Linked DNA regions of Homo sapiens: region 2 is linked to region 1. A link is a loop called in an ENCODE intact Hi-C map of the cell type or tissue named here. Cell type or tissue: HepG2. All regions are shown on one strand. Each heading gives the region's core, and the rest is flanking DNA. Links, peaks and the distances in the headings are about the cores only. Region 1 overlaps SEZ6L (seizure related 6 homolog like). Region 2 overlaps SEZ6L (seizure related 6 homolog like).

What was found. Peaks named below come from ENCODE experiments on the same cell type or tissue, not always from the same donor. Only the 100,000 strongest peaks of a DNase experiment are listed, where the experiment ranks them.
Region 2: it touches region 1 in a loop (7-fold over the local background); 1 of 110 quality-filtered maps calls a loop at or near these places.

The regions. Positions count from the first base shown.
Region 1 is chr22:26,250,481-26,254,882 of GRCh38, forward strand. The region is part of intron 1 of SEZ6L (seizure related 6 homolog like); the gene reads left to right. Among named protein-coding and RNA genes, the nearest start is that of SEZ6L-AS1, 6.1 kb to the left of the region's middle. In HepG2, for the core only: no CTCF peak of the experiment used is centred there; no DNase peak of the experiment used is centred there.
Region 2 is chr22:26,301,214-26,305,615 of GRCh38, forward strand. All of the region lies in intron 5 of SEZ6L (seizure related 6 homolog like), which reads left to right. Among named protein-coding and RNA genes, the nearest start is that of SEZ6L-AS1, 57 kb to the left of the region's middle. In HepG2, for the core only: no CTCF peak of the experiment used is centred there; a DNase peak (open chromatin) is centred at 2,428; H3K27me3 peaks cover 225 bases.

The sequences.
Region 1 (4,402 bases), core at 78-4,077:
GATTCATTTCTGGGTTTGCGATTCTGTTCCATTGGTCTATGTATCTGTTTTTATGCTGGCACCATGCTGTTTTAGGTACTATAGCTTTGCAGTATATTTTGAAGTCAGGTAGTATGATGCCTCCAGCTTTGTTCTTTTTGCTCAGGATTGCTTTGGCTATTCGGGATCTTTTGTGCTTCCATAGGAATTTTAGAACTTTTTCTATCTCTGTGAAGAATGTCATTGGTATTTTATAGGGATTGCATTGTATCTGTAGATCACTTTTGGTAATATAGTCATTTTCACAATATTAATTATTTCAATTCATGAATATGGGATGTCTTTCTATTTTTTTGTGTCCTCTTCAATTTCTTTTATCAGTGTTCATAGCTTTCCTTATAGAGGTCTTTCACCTCCTTAGCTAAACTTATTCCTAAGCATTTTATATATTTTTGAGGTAGCTATTGTAAATGGGATTGTTTTTCTTGATTTCTTCTTTTCAGCTAGTTTGTTGTTGATGTATAGAAGTTCCTCTGATTTTTGTATGTTAATTTCATACTCTGCAACTTTACTGAATTTGTTGATCAGTTCTAAGAGTTTTTTGGTGGAGTCTTTAGTTTTTCCTAAATATAAGATCATGTCATCTGCAAACAACTTTCCACTTTGGATGTTCTTTCTTTCTTTGCCTAGTTGCTCTGGCTAGGGTCTCCAGCACTGTGTTTAATAGGAGTGGTGAGAGTAGGCAGCCTTGTCTTGTTCTAGTTCTTAAAGGAAAAGCTTTTCACTTTTATCCATTCATTATGATGTAAGCTGTGGATTTTCCATATATGGCCTTTATTGTGTTGAGGTATTCTCCTTTTATTCCTAATTTGTTGAAAGTTTTTTTTTTTTTTTTATCATGAATGGATGTTGAATTTCATTAAATGCTTTTTCTGCAAGTCTTGAAATAATCATATGGTTTTTGTCTTTGATTCTTTTGGGGTAGTGTATCACATTTATTGATTTGCACATATTAAAGCATCAGCAAGTGCTGCATGTCCCAGAAGCTACTTCAGGGCCTGTAAAGACTGAAGGGGAGCTGGAGAAAGTCAGGCATCTTGGGTTTGTGTATTTGGGGTGGTGGGAGGAGGCTTGGAGTCAGTTTTTCATTCTAATCCCATCTTGGTTAGCTTAGGGCTGCTAGGGGGATCCTTGCTAAGGCAGCAAAGTGCCTGCACAGAATCAGTGCCCCCTGGAAAGGGGATGTCATTATGGAAACTGCTCAGTGGTATTTGTGAAATGGAGGTGTCTCACCCCAGGCCAGGGAGACTCACAGCCCCTGAGCCAGGATGGACATCTATATCCCAACACACATTCAAGTCTTGCCTGATAGAGCAAAGGAGTGGTCCTGTGTGTGGCCACTCATCCCCCTGGAAGTAAGTGGGGGTGTCCTGCCCACTCCCTGCTCCTCCCCATGCATCTCCCTGGATACCTTTGGAATCCTGAGATCACCCCCACCCCACCCCTATTTAAACTCAATGGGGCAAAATAACTCCAAGTGTTGTCTGTGAATGGCGGCAGCAGGAGCAGCGGCGGCAGCAGCAGCATCAGCGACAGCAGCAGCACAGGCAGCAGCAGCACCTGGGAGCTAGTTAGAAATGCAGACGCTTGGATCCCATCCCAGGCCTACCCAGTCAGAGTCTACATTTTAACAAGGTCCCCAGGTGTCTCATGTGCACATTCAAATTTAAGAAGCTGGACTAGAGAATGAAAAAAGGAAAGGGTTGGGCTAAGAAAAGGGTAACCTAACTCTAGAAAGGAAGTAATTTAGTTTTTCAGTGATTTATGCACTTATTTTTGGTTATCTATCTGAAGTTCAGACTCTACCAAAGATCCTTGAAAAACCCCTTTGCAGAATCATTCCCTACCTCAGATGAAGTTCTCAAAATTGACAAAGAAACATGTGTGTATATATATAGATATTTCAACTTTTATTTTAGATTCATGGGGTACATGTACAGGTTTGTTACATGGGTATGGTACATGATGCTGAGGTTTGGAGTATGATTGATCTCATCACCCAGGTACTGAGCATATTACCCAATCTTTAGTTTTTCAGTCTTGTCCCCCTCCCTCACTCCTCCCTCTAGTAGCCCCACTGTCTATTGTGACCATCTAAATGTACATATGCATCCAATGTTTAGCTTCCACTTATAAGTGAGAACATGCAGTATTTGGCTTTCTGTTCCTGAGTTAACTCACTTAAGATAATGGCACCCAGTTGCATCCATGTTCCTGCTAGGGACGTGATTTTGTTCTTTGTTTATGGCTGCATAGTATTTCACAGTGTATATGTACCACATTTATTTTATCCAATCCATCATTGATGGGCACCTAGGTGGATTCCATGTCTTTGCTATGGTGAATAGTGCTGTAATTAACATGCAAGTGCATGTGTCATTTTAGTAGAATGACTTATTTTCTTTTGGATATATGCCCAGTAAGAGGATTGCTAGGTCGAATTGTAGTTCTGCTTTAAGTTCAACAAAGAGTAATATTAATAGTGGTAGCAGACAGTCTTCGGGGCCTACCTCTGGGCCAGGCATTGGGCTAAGAGTTTAGAGTGAATTATTTCATTTAATCCTCACATCTCCCTAGAAGGGTGGGTATTATTATTCTCCTCCATTTTATAAATTTGAAATCCAAAATGATGTGGCTGGCCCAGAATCACAGTGTAAGCAAATTACACATCTGGCTTTGAACGAGGTCTTCCTGCTCCTAGGCCTCTCTTTGACCACCAGGATACCCTTTCTTATGCATCAGAAGGGCATCACCAGCATAGTCTTGGCTTCAGCTCTCCACTCCTGCATAAAATGTGTATGTTCCCCTGCCTCTGGAACCTTTATTGTTGGTGGTACTGCTGCTGCTGCTGATGATGATGATATTTAGTTGGTTTTTTTGACTGTCCCTAGACCCTTATTTAGGCTGTTCCTTTTACCCCCCTACTTGCAATGTCCTTTCTCAACGTTTTCACCTATTTGCATTAAAAGTCCTAGAAGAAAAGATATCAGGGCTCTTGACTTCATTTTTTAAACCCACAGTGCCGAGCTCATTGCTTGTACAAAATAGATGCCCAGAAAATGCTTGTTGAAGTTAGTTTATTATTTAGTTCAATTATTATTTGGTTCTTTATCATTAGTGCGTTATTATTTAGTTGAACTATTTAGTTAAATTTAGTTTACTGTATACATTCTCAATGAGGGCAATGTTGCCCCCAAAGGGACAAAAATTGGTGCTTAGGTTCCTGTGTATGTATAAAAAACAGATCTCCTATGGTATATAAATAAGTATACAGTATATCTGCAGTATTAAATTTTCATGGAAAAAGTCATCTTAAAAGGCTCCTGGGACAGGTGATAATGAGGAAAAAAGATTTTATAAGGATGAGTTTATAATATAATTCATTCAAAGTTTTAGTCTTAAAAATCTGGACGACAAAACACAAATAGACAGAATACTTAATTAAATAACTCACCAAGGATGAAACACAAGTGGAAAACTCATGGGAAATGTTCATCCTTCGTAGAGGTCAAGTGAATGCACCTGCAACTACCCTTGAGGGACCACATTACACCAACTAAATTAGCTTAGAATGTTTAAACCAATAACACTTGGTGTTGGCAAGGTTATTAGAACATTGGTAAGCTCAGGGGCTTTGTGATTTGAAAGACCCCTTAGGAAAGCAACACGGCAATTCTGTCCAGCTAGAGCGGTAAAACTGTTCATGCCCTTTGACCAAAGGATTTCATTCCAGGGAATTTCTGCTTGAAGATGGATTCAACTGTAGCAAAAGTTGTATACACAAAGATGCTCATTAACTACAGCTAGCACTGAAAAAGAAAAAGGAAGAGGAGAAGTGAGGAAGGAAAGGGACGGAAGAGGGAGAAGGGGAAGCAGAAACGGAGAGCAGGAAGGAGGAAAGGAAGGAAGATGGGAGGGAAGGAAAAATGTCAAACAAAATGAACACATGTAGGCCAGCTGCAGTGGCTCATGCCTGCAATCCCAGCACTTTGGGAGGCCACGGCGGGAGGATTGCTTGAACCCAGGAATTTGAGGCTGCAGTGAGCTATGATTGTGACACTGCACTCCAGCCTGGGTGATGAAATGAGATCCTGTCTTTAAAAATAAATAAATAACACATGTAAAACACCCAACAGAGTGCTGAGCATTTGGTGAGTGCTCTACAGACAGTACTATCGCCATTAATTCTTCCTCTCTACTAGCAGTAAGACCAGAGCAATTGAGCATCTGTCCTACTGGGGGGCTTCAGAAGGAGGGTGAGTGTCAGGGGTCTTAATGAGGAGGGTCTAGAATACAGCTCCAGCAAGCTAAGATAGTGGACAGCTGCCAAGATCGTGGATAGAGGGATATCCTACACAGCTCT
Region 2 (4,402 bases), core at 286-4,285, 51 kb after region 1:
TAAAAAGAAGTGGGCTTTCTGAGCCAGCAGACAGAATCTGAGACTTCGAGGACAGAAGGAATTTTAAGCACCTGTTGGGCGTTGTTTGTCATTCAGAGCCTTTCCTATCTAGGTACTCATTCGACAAACATCCGCCGAGCGCCCACTGTGTGGTAGGCATTGCACCTGTTGCTAGAGCTATTGCAGGGACCCTGACCCAGTTCCTGCTCTCACAGAGTTTCCAGTCAAGGTGAGGCTGTAGTATGTAAATGAGTAAACAAGGATGCAAACATGCTGGTAACAGATTGTGTTAAGGACCAGGAAAGAAATTCACATGGTGGAATGATGCAGAGTGAGGATGGAGAGGACATCAGTTATTGTGAGAGGCGTTGCAATGCAGAAAAGGTATACAGGAAGAAGCTGTGATAGAGGACCTCACCTGGGAGGAGGACAGTGATGAGCGAAGGGTCAGGGAAGGATTACCTGATAACACTCCAAGATTTGGAAGTTGAGTAGGAAATAGACTGAGGGTGGAAAATGGGGGGGAGAAGGGGGAAACATTCCAGGCAGATGCACTAGCACATGCTAAGGTTCAGAGGTCAGAAGGAACTCGATGAGTTTGAGAAAGCAAATAAATAAATAAGATCAATCTGACTAAACTGCAGAGAAAATATCAGGACAGGAGGCTGGGGCAGTGGTCAGAAACTGTATTGCTCAAGGTCATGAGAAGACAGGTGGACTAGGTAGGAGATATCTGGAAAAATTTAAGCATAAGGGTGATCATTCTGACTTCTATTTGGCAAAAATGATTGAGGATGGTCAGAGTGGATCCATGGAAATCAAGGTGGACAATATCTACTATTTCACTTGAACTCAGGGAGATAAGATTACCACTTTCATAGGCAAAGAGAATGAGGCTTAGAGAGATGAAGTAACATACTTGAAGTGGCGAACTTAGTCCAGATCCCTTCTCTCCTGAGCTCCTCCCCTTACAGCTTCCTTACTCAAAGTGTGGTCCTCGGACTAGCAAAATTATTAGAAATGCATAATCCTGAGCCCCATGCAAAACCAAATGAATCAAAATTTTCACTTTAACATGGCCCTTGGGTGACTCATATGCACATTACACCTGGAGAAGCACTGGTTTGTAACGCACTGTCCCTGCACCAGTGGGCACAGCCTTGGCCATCTTCAGCTATCAAGAGAGCAAAACCCTTTTAGAATTCTCAAAAGTCCTGATGGTGGTTGAGAGAGTATAGGTTGCCCTGCCACCTACTATGTGCCAGGCTATGAGCCATGTGTGAAGAGAATATTGGAACTAATGAGACATAATTCCTGCCCTCCAGTTATTCATAGCCAAGTGGAGCTCAAAAAGGAAATGAGAGCTAATGATAAATTCTGAGATTCAATTGTTACAGTATTGTTCCCCCAAGGCCCTTCAGAATTTTTCTTTCTTTTTTTTAAACAAAGATAAAATTCCAAACCATAGGGCAGTTGGTCTTCACGCCTCTCTCACATTAATTTTTATCTATGTGTGAAATCAGGGAGGAATTAAGCTTCCATTTGTGCTAAGAAAGATGGATGGGGAGCCACGGCTGGCAAATTGAAGCCAAACAGAGCCATCAGTTGGCTTAATCAGGCAAAGAAGGGAAGCAGAGAAGCCGCAAACGATCAGCAGCTTGGGAGGACAGATGGCCAGAGCCCCCCACCAGGGACAGTGTCCTCCATTTCTCAGCTCCTGAGCCACAGGGCAATAGAGCTGGCTATGTTTTGAGTGCCCACTCTGTGCCAGGGATGGCATGAAGCTCCCCATGCCCATCGTTTCATTGATTTCTCACTACTGTCCTATAAGGAGGGTGGACTTATCACCATTTTACAGTGGGTAAACATGTGACTTGTCTTAGATCCACAGCAGATGACTGGCAAGGTTTCAACCTAGGGCTGGCTTATTTCACAGAACAATCTCTCCTCTAGGACAGAAGGGCAGCCTGGAGAGAGAAATGAACCTAGCTTTCTGTCTGTGGTCCTGAAAGAAGTATGGAGCTTCTTGGCAATGTCTTTGCTGTAGGTCACAACACAGTCTGGAGCAGAGATAAGAGTTATCCACCGTTCTCTGCTACTGCAAGCCCCATTCAGTCATACTGTCATTCAACAAACATTTAATGGGTACCTGCTATGTATCAAGCTTTGAGCTGATATTAGAGATACAAAAAGGAAAAAATATTTATTCTTTCATTCAACAAACATTTTATAAAGCAACTACTATATGCCATATACCTTTCTGGATTAGCAGGTTATCATAAATAAGACAGACAGTGGAGTAGTGACTTCGATAAGAGATACTGGAGTGAGGCAGCCTGAGCTTGAGTCTCAACTGCTCCACTTATTATGTGTATGTCCTTGAGGAAGTGGCGTAATACCTTTGAACTTCTTTTTTCCTCTTTTGCAAAATTAATCGTGGTTATTCAGTAAATATTTACTGAGCACATTCTACATACCAGGAGCTCTTCTGGTTGCTGGTAGTGTGACTGAAAGCAAACAAACAAAAAGTAGTCCTAGCTTTTGTGGAACCTACAAACCCCTTAGCCATCTGTGAGATGGTTCCAAATAACCTGTCCCACTTTTGCTTCCTCTCCTATATCTCTGAAAATGAAGGGGGAACCAAGCGTCCTGTGCTTGGGAAGGAAATATTTTTCAAGCTCCTTTGATCCTCATAAAAGATAGAAATGGCTCCCAAGACTTGAAACCCTGGTCATGGTGTAGGGCTTTACTCAATCGTGGCCCTGGGCTATTCTTCACATCCCTTCCTCCTGGACTGACTGCCACGCTCTGTGAGAAGCATCTGCTACCCACCATCTCTCCTCAGAAAATTCAAAACTGGCTGAGTGCTGTGGCTGATGCCTCTAATCCTTACATTTTGGGAGGCCAAGGCAGGTGGATCACGAGGTCAGGAGTTCGAGACCAGCCTGGCCAAGATGGTGAAACCCCATCTCTACTAAAAATACAAAAATTAGCTGGGCGCGGTGGTGGGCACCTGTAATCCCAGCTACTCAGGAGGCTGAGGCAGGAGAATCACTTGAACCTGGGAGGCAGAGGTTGCAGTGAGCTGAGATCGTGCCATTGCACTCTAGCCTGGGTGACAGAGCAAGAGTTTGTCTCAAAAAAAAAAAAAGAAAGAAGAAAGAAAGAAAGAAAGAAAGAAAGAAAGAAAGAAAGAAAGAAAGAAAGAAAGAAAGAAAAAGAAAGGAAAGAAAATTCAAAACTGTTCTCTCATATAGTACGTGAGAAAACAATTTCCTAAGAACCAAATATCTCCTAAGAATTAGAGTAAAAATAAGAATACCTTCTCGCTTGAGAACTGGAAAGTGTTCTTTCCAGTGCACAAATCACTTTTTAATATTTTTCATTAGATTTTTATGATAAAAGTAATAGATGATTCTGGTAAGAAATTTTTCAAGAAATAGTGAAGTGTAAGAAATAGGAACAAATCACTTTTATATTCATGGTCTCAATTGATTCTTGAAAATAGCTTATTAAAATAGGTATGGCACACTATTTTCTAACTTGCTTTTTTTTTCACTTAAAAAATAGTGAGCATCTTCCTATATGCTGAAGTATTCTTTGAGAACATGGTATTTAGTTTCTGAATGGGTGGAGTGTATTTACAGTTATGCATCACTTAACAATGGGGATATGTTCTAGGAAATGCATCTTTAGATGATGTCATCATTGCGTGAACATCATAGAGTGTATGTACACGAGCCTTGATGGTATAGCCTACTACATACCCAGGCTATATGGTACAGCCTATTGCTTCTCCGCTACAAACCTGTACAGCATGTTACTGTGCTGAACACATTGTAACACAAAGGTATTTGTTTATCTAAACATAGAAAAGATACAATAAAAATATAATATTAAAATCTTATGGGACCACTGCCATATATACACTCTGTTGTAAATTGAAACACTGTTATGTGGCACATGATGTATTTCACTAAACATCTGTGAGTGGACATTCATCTTGGTGTTTTTTTTATTTTTCATTCCTAGAAACAAGATAGCCATGAATATCCTCATTCCTAACTCTTGGTGCAAATCTCTAAATCTTTTCTTATTATAATTATCCAGAACCGCATTTGGCGGATCAAAGTGTTTGAGCACGTTTTCTAGGCTTTTCACTAAATTGCCCTCCCGAAAGGTCATAACAGTTTGCATTCTAACCAGTCATGATGAAAGTGAGCATTTCCCATCACCCTTACCATCTCCAGATTTTATTGCTGCTTTTTATCTTGGCCGATTAGGTGGATGAAAGTAGAATACAGCTTAGATTTGCATTTCATTTGTTATTAGTGAGGCTGAATTTTTAGTGCTTACTGAGTACTAGAAATATATTTCTTCTTTTGTGAACTGCCTGTTTATA